2 separate regions of the Mus musculus genome follow, and region 2 is linked to region 1. A link is a loop called in an ENCODE intact Hi-C map of the cell type or tissue named here. Cell type or tissue: heart. All regions are shown on one strand. Links, peaks and the distances in the headings refer to the core of each region. The heading gives the core; the rest is flanking DNA.

Region 1 (5,000 bases), core at 1-5,000:
CAGAGGTCCTAAGTTCAATTCCCAGCAACCACACGGTGGCTCACAACCATCTGTAATGGGATCCGATGCCCTCTTCAGGTGTGTCTGAAGACAGCTGCAGTGTACTCATAAATAAAAAATAAATAAATCTTTACAAAATAAAATAAATAAGGTTTAAAAATTAATGTTACATAGGTATAATAGATATAATACACATATCTAACAAAAGACATGCACAGACAGTTCACAGCCAAATTATTCACCATAATCAAAAACTTAAAGTAACCCAATAATATCAATAATAGATACTAAGGTGATCAATCACTACACAGCGAATGTAAGGCGTATTGATAAATTCAACACGATACAATGCTGTGCTAATGAATTCAGATCTCTTTATATGCAGCTCAAGATCAGTCCAAACCAAATCTACACTAACAGATCATAGTAATCACCTTTGAAGGAGGTATGGTGAAAAGGCCCTAGTAGAAAAAAAAACAACATGTATAAACTCATCTCAGGGGAGAAATGGTGGCAATGCCGTTACAGACTACTTACTTAGCAAACGTGAGACTCTGCTTTTATCCCCAACACCAGGATGGGGGAGGAAGATAAATACTAGAACAGGAATTAGAAGCTTTATCTTGGTATCTTGAGGAAATCACTTCATCAAAATTGTGTTATTATCATTAAAGGAAAGTAGTGCCAGCTATATCAAAATTAAAAATCTATTCACTATAATTAGTTTCTATAAAACATTAAATAAGTTTAAGGTATACTATTATTGTCAGTACATATTCACAGACTAAAATGCATATAGGCAAGAATTTCTTAAAATAGGGTTAATAAAAATAAACCCCTTAGTCAATGTACAAAAACATCAGTATCAGATTTCTAGCCAGGTGGAGGTAGTAGTGAATGCCTTTAATCCCAGAGCTACAGAGTTCCAAAACAGCCAAGGCTACACTGAAAAACTTTTGTCTTGGAAAGAGAAAAAAAAAAAAAAAAAAAAAAAAAAAACAAAACAGTGCTTCACTATTATTCACAACTTTAACACCTTCAACAATTACAAGGAAAAAGTATTATTGCTACCACTAAGAAAGCATAGTTTGCTTTATAAATCAATGTTTTACATACAATTCCAAAAGCATATTTAGTACTTAGTAATAAGTTACCTTATTATTGCTATTGGTGCTATACTTTCAAAGACACATTAAAAGTAGTCTTGTACTACTCAAATACCTGATTTCATTTTCTTTTATATACCACAATATAACCCCAGGCAACCCTTCCAAAATCCTGATCAGAAAAACAAAAGTTGAGTATTATATCTGTACTTTTATACACATACACACACACATTTCAATGCTCCCAATGCTTAAAAGTGTTAACTTTGTGATAATAATTTAAAAGAATGAAAAGCCATTAATAATTGCCCTGGGTAAGAGCAATGCTCTTTAGGCCTACACAGTAAGGTAAGTATCGTGGTCCACTATGCTCCTAGACCCCTGACAGACCCAAATACTAAAAAGCACTGAATCAGTTGTATTTCCTCCTATACACACAGGCCTATGATAACTTAATTTATCATCCAAGCATAAGCAATTAATACAAATGAAAGAGCAACTATAACACGATAAAATATTAGTTATTTAAAACTTATGAGTTGTTTATTTCTGAATTTTTCATTTAATATGTTTAGACTACAGTCGTCTCCTAATAACTACTGACTGTAAGTTGCTCTGGGTTCCAGCCAGGGCAGCCTACAACTTAAGAGCAGGCCTGTGCTGTATGAACAATATAAGCAGCACTTTTGATGGGACCACACCATTTAATAAAGACAGAGCCAAAGCAGCAAAATCAATCCCCACTAGTAAGGACATCAGAGCTTCCATGGAAATCACTGAAAAAATGTGGCTGAAAAACAAGTAAACTAGACTTTCTAGGTTTATCTATTTCTTATTCTAAAATGCTGCATGCTCAAACATGCATGAACCTTAAACATACTACACTAGATGATGAGAGTCTGTCACACAAAAACCAAAGCACAGAGTTTTATTCACATTACAATCCACAAGAGGTGAATCCAGATCCAGAAATTAGATTAGTAGCTGCCAGGGGTTGAAAGAAGAGGAGTGACCAAGCAAACAGTTCATATGTACAATACAGTTCTTAAGTTCCTGGATTGCTGAAAATACTATAAATTTAGATTATAGTAATGGTTGCACAGTTTGATGAATATAAAACACTGAGCTGCAAATGCATGAGTTTCAGAGTACACAAAATATATTTCAAGAAAGTCTCTCAATCACACTAGTTACATGTGGTGAGTGGCTACTTCCATAGACAGGCCAGATGCATAGAAGACTTACAAGACGTCCTGTTAGAGAGAACCACTCCAGAGTGCTGAGAAGCAAGTCAGAACAAGCAGGAAGGTAAACCTAGCCACTCTATCCATGAAATGACATCTCAAGAACTAATGGGGATCGGTCCACAACAAAGACACCAGAGACCAAGACACAACAAACACTGACGTAAGCTGTCATTTCCTCCTGCACTCAGGTAACAGTGAAAAGAGGACATGGAAAAAGGAAAATGAGAAGGAAGTAAACAGAAATTTCCAGTCATTCTCAGTCTTCCTGATAGAGCTCACAGCACATGGAGAGATGACAGTACTCCTTAGTCAGGGCCTCAGCCCAGAAGTTCATTTCCAAGGTAACACTGCTCCTCAGAAGACATACTCTAAATTTGCACTAAAATCAGGAAAGACAAACAAAGTAGAGAAACATAATCGGATACTTCCAATAACTGTGTGAAAACAATATCCACACATTTTAAGCGAACTTCACTTACTTATTACAAAGTGAAAATGTCTTTAACAACCAACCCTTCACTTATCGATGAAGCCTCTGAAAATAGAGTCATGGATCTCACTTTGCAGTGTCAACTGCTGCTTTATACTGCCCTCAAGAGGCAATACTGAATTGTACCGCCTAACAAACTCTTCACACTAACAGTTTAAAAGCTATCCAAAGGCATAATACAGATATAATAAACGTCATAGTATGCAGTAGGTTGAAGCAATGTCTAAATAGTCAATTCCAGTTCAGGTGCCTCTAGAAGCAATTTTCTCAATAATCAATGTACTGCATTAGTATTTCTGACACTCACTAACTATATGATGTTCAACAAGATTATGTTTCTTGTCCAGCCTCATTGCTTTTGCATAAGATGTAACCTACACCAAAAAAACATATAAAGCTATATAAGACAATGTAAATATAAAACTAGTAACATGGTAGTTACACAGTAACTGCTCAATAAATACTAGCTCAGATTTGCCCTTTAAAATACAATCAAAGAACAGGCTGGTATGCCGGGCGTGGTGGCGCACGCCTTTAATCCCAGCACTCGGGAGGCAGAGACAGGCGGATTTCTGAGTTCGAGGCCAGCCTGGTCTACAGAGTGAGCTCCAGGACAGCCAGGGCTATAAAGAGAAACCCTGTCTTGAAAAACCAAAAAAAAAAAAAAAAAAAAAAAAAAAAAAAAAAAAAAAAGAACAGGCTGGTAATATTCTCAACTTGAGGTCTGCTTTTGAAATCAGTACCTAAGTAAAAAAGAAAAGAACTCAGGAAAAATTAAGGGTCTACCCAAGATTGAGGAAAATTAAAGACAAGGTATAAATCTTACAATTACTATTTAGGGTGTGCGTCAGAGTGTATGGATCTACTAGATAAACCATTTACACTAAGCCAATACCAGCTCAACCAATTCTGCCTAATACAATGAATAAAAAAGTACAAACTGAGACTCTCATACAGCTCAGCTTACCTCTCCTTACATAGGGTTTAACGTATTACAAACCCTAAGTTTATAAAACAAATTATTCTAAAAATACCTAAGATACAATACAATCACCATTTCTGAACTTCCTATTAATAGGAACTCCACAAGAATTAAAAATGCCAGTGGAGGGTGGTAAATGACTCAGGAGTTAAAAGAGTCCTGGTTATTCTTTCAGAATATTGAGGAATTCCCAACAGCAACATGGCAGCTAACAAGGGTCTGTAAATTGAGTCCCAGGGCATCCAAATCGCTCTTCTTGCCTCCACTTTGTAGATAAGGTATATAACATGCAGACAAAACTCCCACACACATAATAAAATAAAATAAAATAAAATTTTTATTACAAAGAAATAAAGGTGCCAATTTACATATTCGTTTAAGTTAACAACTAAACCTTCAGGCAGTGGTGGCACTCACCTTTAATTCCAGCACTCAAGACATGTTCATCTAACTATATACCTTGTTCTGATGACACTTCAAACTCCTTTTTCTGGTTTCACACAATATTCATCACATCTTTCAACCCATGACCCAAAGGGAAGCTTGTCTACTAGCTTTCAATGTAGATTCTGAGACTATTTCCATTTTTAGACTCAAGTAATATAAGTTACAATAATCAATACAGCTGTTACATGGATTAGACAAAGCTTCATTTACAGAAACCTCTGTCAACACCCCATAGGTATTTCCATCACATGTAGCTGCATCTACCTCCTGTTTCTCTCCTTTGTCCTGAAGTTTTTGTCCCCTGGCTCCAACCATTATCTGTCCTTATTTGTTTAAACTTATAGTCCAGTCCCTGAGCTACTCAAATACAGCAAAGTTAAACCATTCCCAAATGAGAAAGATGATGTTAGCTAAGAACCTATGGTCCATAACTAGCATTAACATTTAAGCACTTAAAAGTAGGAAGAGACTGGTTGAAGAAGGGATGAGGAGGCGCACGCTGTCTACAACGTCTACAAAGGCTTGAACACAAATTTGGTTTTGTGTCATCAGTTAACTGATGCATCGTTTATACCCAGGCTAGACAGATACAAGACAGTTCACAAACTACTAAATTGTGACGCAAATGACATGATTGTGCAGTGTACAGCAATTCTAACTCTTGCATTGATTTGGAGGTCTAAAGTAGGATGTCCTGCAAAGACAGCGACAAAGAAGGGCAGGATTTG
Region 2 (9,586 bases), core at 2,733-7,732, 800 kb before region 1:
AAGTGCAAAACTGAAAGAACTGTTTTTACAAAGCAGTGGTATGATTGGCTTACCACATAACCCAGTCTGGCATGACTAATGGCATTATTCACATGTAAAGTGGCACATGCTGAACAATACCCACCTGGGATGTGTTCTTGCCCAAGTTGTTTAGTCACCTCGTAAAACATGTGACTAATTGCAAGTTATGAAGAAAAAAAATTAAGAATAAAGAATTATGAAAAACAATATCATGAGAGAAAATCATATAAATCTATAATGTTGGTAATTCTTTAAGCAGCTTTCAGGTTGGACTTTACATAAAGTCAGTGTTATATACTTATACCTTCAAAAGATCAAGGAAATCCTGTTGGGTTAAAACAGAATTTAAAAAAATCATTATCAAAGACTGAGTGTGCCTTTTGATCAGGTTCCTGATTTGGAATTCCAGCTTTAAAGAGCTTCCAAAGACAATGGGAAAATTTGGATACAAATTGGACTATAGAAATTAATAAGATTTTCCCCTGTTTACAGTAGTTCAAAATTTACATTTCTAAACATAATATTTCTTATAAAATTTATAAAATTCTCTTGCTATTCATTGTATTGCTGTAATACATTGTGGCTCTAACACATCAAATCCTTCAACATTTCTAAAAAGATTAACTAAAACACTTTTTCATGGAACTGGAGAGATGCTCAGTGGTTCAGAGGAGCCCGTTTGTCTCTTATAACAAACTTGAAAACATTATATATGTGTAACCCTGATTATAATTTAAAAGTCTCTTACTCATAAACACTCTCATTTAAAATCCTTCCTTTTTCCACAATCCCAGTGAACACATGGCCAAGTTTGTGGAAGATGATTTCCCTTGAAAAGATTCAGGCAGTGGCACTGCTTTAGCGGCAGCGAGGCCTGGGAGAACTGAGCAGATAAATGAGGTGGACTAAAGTCTCATGCAATAGCCAACACCATTCAGAACCTTAGGCAATTTATATGCTGAAGGTTAAGCAAGGTCACATGAGTAAAGTTCTCATGAATACAATCACAAGGACAAGCCTCCCATGGCAAAAACATGCTTTTCCATAGAGGTATATTAAGCATAGTTTAAACATTTAATTGAGTAACAACAGCAAGCAATAACGAGTAATCTGGAGTAAACTCAGTCCTCTCCACTATACCTGGAAGAAACATACAAGCACATTCCAAGATTAACTCTATATTTCGAAAAAATTGAGGTCACAAGCCTCTAGTCTTGTTTTCTTTGGTGTGTTCTTACACACACTCAGATTTCTCACTCAATTCCATTCCTGGAATGTGTTCCAATCATTGCTTTGTTCCAAGAATGCAAGAAAAAATTAATGTACACTATTTATTAATTTACTAAGTTCTTTTATCAACAACTTCTTTGGCATCTCATAAGATGCTGAAGACTAGGATTAATTTATGCACGATATATACATCTGAGTAAAGCAAGATGTACAGGTCAGGCGTACTAGTTACATTTCTCTTGCAGTACAAAATAAGATGACCAAGGAAACCTTGAACGGAAAGTTTATTTGGACTTTTAAGTACTGAGGGTAAGAGCTATCCATAGAGGAGATATGGCCGGCTTTGCGGCTCAAGTAGCAAGATGGGCATTTACATCTTCAATCACAAAGCAAGAAAGCAGGAAGAGTACACTGGGAGTTGTGTGCAATTTTGGAATCTCAATACCAATGTCTAGTGACATCCTTCCTCTATCAAGGCCACACCTCATAGATCTACCTGAAAAATGTCACCAACTAGAGATGAGGTATTCCAATGTGTGAGTCTAGGGGAGATGTTTTCATTTGAATCACCACACCTGACAATGAGTCTTTCCTGACAATGAGCATAGAGCTCTGTGCATGGCCAGCTCCTCCTTTCTGCCAGATGCATGAAGTCTCCTACTACTCCACAGGAGTTTAGTTACCCCTGAAAAGAGTTAATAAACCAGGCTTAAGGTCAAAACACCCATGCCCTTTGAGTTTAACCTCTTCAACACTTTTTTCCCCTTATGTATAAGTCTGTATTTTTAAAAAAAGAAATCCAGAAGACAAGATTGTAAATTATGATAACAGTTAAAACATACACCTTGAGATTTATGTGACTTAAGGATGCTTTTGAGCCTTTTTGGTCCATTTGTATCTGACACATCAATAGTTGCCTTCTTATGTGTGAACTTGTACAATGCTTCTCAGAAGCCAAGTTATGTCATTTACAAAGAAACGTCTTTAGACTAAAACCAGTTAGTTATACACAAGCATTTTTTAAAAATGTAATCTCTGAAAATTAGGTATAGATTACATTCTTTGAGTAATTTAACTTCTAAAACCACAACAATCTCTCCCTCTCCTCTCCCTCTCCCCTCCCTCCTCCCCTTCTCCCCTCCCCCCTCCTTCCCTCACACACACACACACACACACACACACACACACACACACACACACACACACACTACCATTAAGACATGTAAGGTCACCTTATTTTTAAGTGTTCTGCACCCATGCCGTTGTGTGTACCACAGTCTCTTTGCTTCATACTGACTCACCCTGAAATGCAGCTTAAGTAGAAACACTGGCTGAAGCTGAGAAGGAGGCTCTGTGAAGGATCCCTCTGACAACACAACTAGAGGATGCTTAGGTTTTTCTCCCATACTAAGTATGTGACACATATACATATGCAAAAAAACCAAAGTAAATAGGAAAGCAGTTACAGTTGAAAGGAATACAGGTAGTCATTGCCCCTCTGCTTCTTGTGAGACAGGTCTATGCTCAGCTTGTTCTTGAACTCACTTCCTTTGTAGCTTGGGCTGCCCTTAGACTCATGGTCCTCCTTTGTCAGTTTCCTGAGTTCTGGGGTTAGAAATGTCTGCCACCACACCTAATGCTCTCTATACTAGTCTATCAACTCTTGTCTATCTTTAAACACTTCCAAAAAATTTTAGAAAATAAAACCTTTAAACTTTTAAACTGTACTTTAAAGAAGTATTTATATACTACTTTTATTTTCTCAAAATATAATTATTTTAAGCAGTTATGTGAATGTATCCATTACCAAGCATCTTACTGCACTATATTTCCCCTTCTTATGATGTGAGATGATTTTATACCTCTGAGATGAGATGGAACGAGAGCATTCACTCAGGTGTTTTAATGTGGCATTCGACTATTCCATAGCAATATCATGAGCAAAAACATTAAAATCATGCAGTAGTGATTCTGATAACAGATATTTCTTGAGAAAAGTAATATAAACAGCAGAAATACTCTGGGTAAAGAGGTGATTCATATCCTGGGAAGGATGAAGCATAGTGCAAGAGCATATTACCGTACCCAGTTGCACAGCTGAAATTCTTTTAAGAATTTTTACATTTTTCTGTAATTTGCATTTTACTGATTATTATTGTATGCATGTGAAAAATGTATATGTGCGAGAGCAGATACGGCATGCCACAGCACGTATATGGAGGCCAGAAGATAACTTTAAGGACTTGGTCCTTTCTTTCCTCTCTGTTCTGGGACTCAATCTCTGATTGAACTTGAGCCATCTCACCAGCTCTCATTAACATTTTAAAATTGCAGCTGACTCAGGTATTTCAAACTGCAGAAAACAACTGCAGATGAAAGGAGATGACTCGAACAACAGTGACTGAGTGGTGAAAGCATTTATACATGGATCAACTCCCCATCATTTGTTAGATTTGGGGATTTTTTGTGGCAGACATAATTGTTCTTCATGTTTTGCATGGTTAAGTGCTAATAGCCATACATAAAAATCCCCTGCAAGAGCCTTATAAGGTTTATACTAGTGTGGAGTCAGGCAATGCAGGAGTTAGAATTAGTGAAATGCACTTGTATTAATGGATCTGTGTATAATGCTCTAACAGGGTAAAGTTAAAGTTTCATTGTTTTCAAATACTGGTAGCTGTAGCTACAGTCTGTGATGTTTAGTGTCTCCCTTGCATGGCAATATTGGTGAGGAACTTCAGATGTTTATTGGGTACTTGGCTAGTTCCAAGCTTTTCAGCAGCCACAGTAATCTCTGTAAGAAACGGTTCCCACAACTGTGGTGCATATTAAATAGCTGACCATGCATTCAAGTGCTATTGAAGGGGAGATAAATTGAACATCTCCTAGCCTGAGCCAGAGGGGGGCTTAACAGAGAGGTCAGTGAGAACCTTACTACAAACACTAATGAGTGTAGGAGAGGCAACCGCATCTTGAAGCACTGCAACAAAGGGAGGATTCAAGGAAAGTGGCCTTCAATCTTTTGTTTCTTTAGAGCCATTCTTATTGAGTTATTCACCTTTTCTTTTACTGTATAGTTTGAAGGCTATGACTAATAATGTGTACTTGCATAATCAACATCTCAAGATGCAGGAAATTTGCATTACCCTTAAAATATACTTTTCACACCCTTCACACCAGTCTTGATTTTTAAGTTGCATTACACATTGCCCGCATTGAGATAATTTAGTCAGGGGCAACATGAACCTAGTAGCCAGGGATCCCTTTGTTTTAGAATCCCACCTTTGTAAGTAGAGGGCAATGGTGTCTCTTGGTCCTTAGTATGGTTCCCAGTTTGTGTACGTACTTGAGGTTGTTTATACTTCTTTGGGTTTTACTTATTTTATGCAATATAGTTATATATTTGTTATTATATTGTTATTTATATATACACAAAGTATATATTATTTATTTAAAATATTCATAAGCATGTACTTTTCAGTATTTCTATGTGTGCGTTTTGGGAATGAATTCTTCTCAATAGATGACAGGAGTATGTACTGGCCCCTGGTGCGGATGCAGGCTCATGTGTACATATGGGACTGTTTGCTTTCCTCAAATTATGTATGCTTCAAACCTTTGTATTCATATAGTAGTATAGTTATGTCTATGTTCCTTCCTCAGTAACTCTCATTTGTTTTCATCTGTTGTTTGGCTTTGTTTGATTGGTTATTTTAAGGTAAGTTCAAGTGAATACTATGGAAGAACTAAGAAAATAACTCTCTAATACTGTGAAAGTTATCTCCCGTTTTTGATGATCTGGGTGTCATGGAATTATTAATATACATTCGAAAGGCAGTAAATATAAATGAGTAAGTTTAAGACTTTCATCTCATTTAAATATTAAATTACCATTCTCCTGAACACCTAGGTACTCTTTCATTCCTCCATTTTTGTAAGTATTCATTGGGTCACTAGGTGGTGCTAAAAGCTCAACTATGTACACTCAGGTCTTGTGCCACCATGTTTCTTTCTTTCTTTTTCTTTTTTTTTTTTACTGTTAAGAGATTAAAAAAAAGTATTTTCTTCATTTACATTTCAAATGCTAACCCAAAAGTCCCCCATACTCCCACCCCCACTCCCCTACCCACCCACTCCCATTTCTTGGCCCCGGAGTTCCCCCATTCTGAGGCATATAAAGTTTGCAAGACCAAGGGGCCTCTCTTCCCAATGATGGCCAACTAGGCCATCTTCTGTTACACATGCAGCTAGAGACACGATCTCTGGGGGTACTGGTTAGTTCATATTGTTGTCCACCTATAGGGTTGCAGACCCCTTTAGCTCCTTGGGTACTTTCTCTAGCTCCCATGTTTCTAGAGGGCTTGAGGCTTCTGTGACAATCCTTAGTTCTTAAAAAGTGTGATAGGGATGCTGCAGTGTACATCTTCACAATTGATGGCTTCTGGCGGGGGCCTGGGATGGAAACGACTCAATTCAATTTAAGGGGTAGACCACTGAGAGTTGGACCATGTTCCAGTGAGTATATAGACCACACAAATTATACTTTTTAATTCTTATTCTTACTTTTATTTGAGTGCGTGCATGTGTGTGTGTGTGTGTGTGTGTGTGTGTGTGTGTGAGTGTGATATAAGGTCACAAGGATAGGTAATGGGCATAGAAGCCTGAGAAGTGAATATGATTGGGGTGCATATTGTGAAAATTCCCGCGAATCAATAAAAATATGTTTTAAAAAAGAAAGTGTTGATGGTTACAAAGATTAGAAGATGTTTACTAATATACATATTGGCTTTGGTGCTGGGTGTGATTTTTCAATTACAGTCTCTAGCATAAGGTATAAAATATATTTATTCAAATCATAACATTTAAGATGTTGTCAAAGGTGCTTGTAGCTTGACGTGAATCCATGGGATGCAGACAGTGGAAGAAGAGAGCAGAGTTTTCCTGAGTTCTATACACATGCTGACATGTGTGCAAAAGCATGACACACACAAAAAAGTAAGTAAATGGAAAAAAAAAAACGTTGAAAAGATAATACCAACCTATAAAAGGACATTTAACAATCCGTTCAAAAAATATGATCACAGACTAAATTTCCAAAAATTGGTGATGGAGAGAGCTTAGTGGTTGAGAGCGTGTATTGATTTTGCAGAGAACTTGTTTCAGTTTCCTAGACCTATGCTGAGAAACTTACATTTGCCAGTTAGGCAACTCCAGCTTCAGGGGATGCAATACCCCTGGCTCTGTGGGGGATGTGCACATATTTATTCACATAATTTAAAAATAAACTACTCTCAGAATATTTTCTTTTTAGTCTTCTAAAAATAAATATTTTCTTTTTCATTTTTATTAATTCTTTGATACTTTAGAATATTTAGATCCTATTTCTCCCCTTCCCCAACTCCTCTCAGATCCAGTCCCATTTCTTTACCCACCTAGAAAACAAAACAAAACACTCCATCTCAAGTTCAGTTTGTGTTGCCAGTATATTTTTTGGATGTGTGGCCTTCCACAGAAGTATAGTGAACTTACTAAAGGCTCCACTCTAGAGAAAACTGTTTTCTTCTGTCTACTTCATCAGAGGGGCGGAGCTTAATACCCATCTCCCTACTCCAGCTGTGACTTTGGTTGGCTTAAAGCTGCACAGGTCTTGTGAATGCCATCACAGCTATTGAGTTTACCGGTGGAATTGCCCTGCATCTGGGAAGCACTGTTAATTTATACTCATCCATCATTCCCAGATCAGCTTCTTTCTGCCTCCTGTTTTGTAGTGATCCTTGAGGCTTGGAGGGAAGTATGATAGAGATATCCTGTTTAGTGCTGACCCTTAGTGGTCTAGTGTTCTCTGCACTGTGACCAGTTGTGGAATCTCTTTGTTTCTAATCATTTACTTTAAATAGAAGTTTCTCTGATGATGGTTGAAGGATACAGTAATCAATAATGATGTTATTAAGATTTATGTTCTCCCCCAGGATCTGTGATTCACAGAGTCACAGATTTTTAAGTCAGAACGGTGCTAGATATGGGTTTCATTTTGTGGAGTTTGACTTAAATCTAATCATAAAATAGAAGATGACTTCCATGATGTTCATGCCATTATTGCATTAGTGGGAATGTCTTGCCAGGACAGTCATTATTCCAAGTATTACAATGATCAACTTTACTTTAAAAATAAAAAGTATTTTTGTTACATTTTGAAAATAATCTTCTTTTAAAGATCTAGTCACAGGTTCATATTTTAATTTCTTACGTGTGTGTGTGTGTGTGTGTGTGTGTGTGTGCCATTACATGTTTATGGAGGTCAGAAGAAAACTTGTAGAAGTTGTTCTCTTCTACCACATGTCTTCTGATAGTTGTCATGCTTGGCAGCAAGCACCTTTTTCTGTTCAAGCATCTCCCCAACTCATGGTTACATTAAAAGACATTATTTCTGTTGTTTGAAAATATCATACATGTATATAAATAGAATTGCGTTGAGCAAATCCACCATTTAATTCATCTCCTCCAATTTCTCTCCTCACCCTCTCATTTCCCCATCAACGTCATGTCCTTTGTTCATATATATGCTGTGTTCATCTGGTTCTTCCTTTTTGAACATGGGGGTAGGACTATTGGTGGAGTAGGTGATCTCTTCTGATCATATCTGTAGTGGAAATTTTTGGTTCAACACTTTGTGCTCCCAGAAGACTGTGCTTCCAGACACCTACCTAGGGAATCTTTGGCCAGAGGATGAAAGACATACACACATTAGCTTAATTTTAAATGCCTTTGCTACCTCAAAGGCTGGGCATCTCTAAACCTTCCCCTGATACTCCAGGCCCAATCGGGGAAGTGGCCAGTGGCCACCCACCTGAAATCTCACATGGCCCATATGGTTTATCTCCTGCCACTCCTGTATCCCATACTTCTACCCTGAGTCATCCCAGTTCTCCCTTTCCTCTCTGTGTCCTACCTGATCAACTTTAAGTGTCCCTCCCTATGCAAAGCCATTGACTGCTGGTATCCTTATTGATGAATCAAGAACCAATTGAGGACAAGGACCTATAGCATCTGAACATGCAGATTCAAAGCAGTAGCACTAATCTCCAACACACATCCTTGAAGAAAAGTGCCTCTCATTCTACCAACAACTGTCACTTGCTAACATCTCCTCAGCTGCTGGTGGGGGCATCATATGTAAAAGGAACTGGGCCAAATTGGGAAGGCCATGAGAAACTTCTCAGCGGTTTTTATAAATACAGTGTCATTGGATTGAAGGTATAGTTTCCTTTCTACACTAAGTCCATCACAACTAACCTAAAATTGCAACCAACTGTCAGATGAACTCCCTTATACTTATCCTTTAACTAAAAAATAGATGGGAAATTCCAGTTCAGAAATGTGAACACTGTCATTGCTACTCTATTCACAATAGCTAGATCATGACCATGCTCCTTCCTTTATGAACATTCTCGTTGTATTTATTCTCTAGCTGACCTACACTGACTTCAAGTTCTTGGAAGACATTAACACTGTGTTATCAACTGTTATATTCTTAACATCAAGCATTGTGACTGTCAGAGAGCTGGCATTTCTGAGTTAGCAGTAAGAAGTTTCCATGACAGATACTGCTTTGTTTTTCTATCCCACCATCTATTTGAGTGAATTAATTTTAGTAGATATCCTACAAAATTTTGGTAAGTTTTAAATGATTTAACAGGTGTAGTATAGTTTTTTAATGTAATAGAATATTATAAAATTTTAGTTTTAATTTTAAATTATGTAGATATATGAATGCTTGTGTTTGAGTATGTACATGTGAGTACAGTACTCTTAGAGGCCAAAAGAAAGAGTCAGATACTCTGGATATTAAAGTTACAGACAACTGTGAGCTGACTACTATTATGGGTACTGGTTATTGAACTCAGGTTCTCTGGAATAACAGTATATGTTCTTAAGGAGAGCTCGGTGAGGAAGCCCAATAAACAAAATGGTTCAGCAGAGTGAATTTCAGTGTAATGGTGCCTTGGTTTGTAATTGGGACCTTAGAAGGAGGGGTGGATGTCCCACATAGGAAAAATTTTATCAACAGCAAGATTTTTCAGTTTTGTATCTTCAGTGCTCTGATGTGAGTGCTTATGCTCCACTTGCCAGGTAAAATATTGAAAACTATTGCTGAAGTGATGATAATAAGAGAGGATGTTTGTGTTCTGCATGTTTGGCCCAGGCTTGTGGTCTTGTTATAGGAGGTACTGGAAACTTTAAGAGGTGGGGTCTGGCTAAAGGAAGTAGATCACTGGAGATAGATGCTTGAGAAAGTCTTGTAATTGGGCCCCTCCTACCTCTCACTCTGCTTCCT

Evidence for each region. A loop is a pair of places that touch in the nucleus more often than their neighbours do. Peaks named below come from ENCODE experiments on the same cell type or tissue, not always from the same donor. Only the 100,000 strongest peaks of a DNase experiment are listed, where the experiment ranks them.
Region 2: a loop joins it to region 1, with 10 times the contacts of the local background. A loop is called at or near these places in 13 of 42 quality-filtered maps.

The regions. Positions count from the first base shown.
Region 1 is chr1:5,101,298-5,106,297 of GRCm38, reverse strand. All of the region lies in intron 7 of Atp6v1h (ATPase, H+ transporting, lysosomal V1 subunit H), which reads right to left. Among named protein-coding and RNA genes, the nearest start is that of Atp6v1h, 21 kb to the right of the region's middle. In heart, for the core only: a CTCF peak has its summit at 2,948 (motif pointing left); no DNase peak of the experiment used is centred there.
Region 2 is chr1:5,900,632-5,910,217 of GRCm38, reverse strand. No RefSeq gene overlaps it. Among named protein-coding and RNA genes, the nearest start is that of Npbwr1, 12 kb to the left of the region's middle. In heart, for the core only: a CTCF peak has its summit at 5,204 (motif pointing right); no DNase peak of the experiment used is centred there.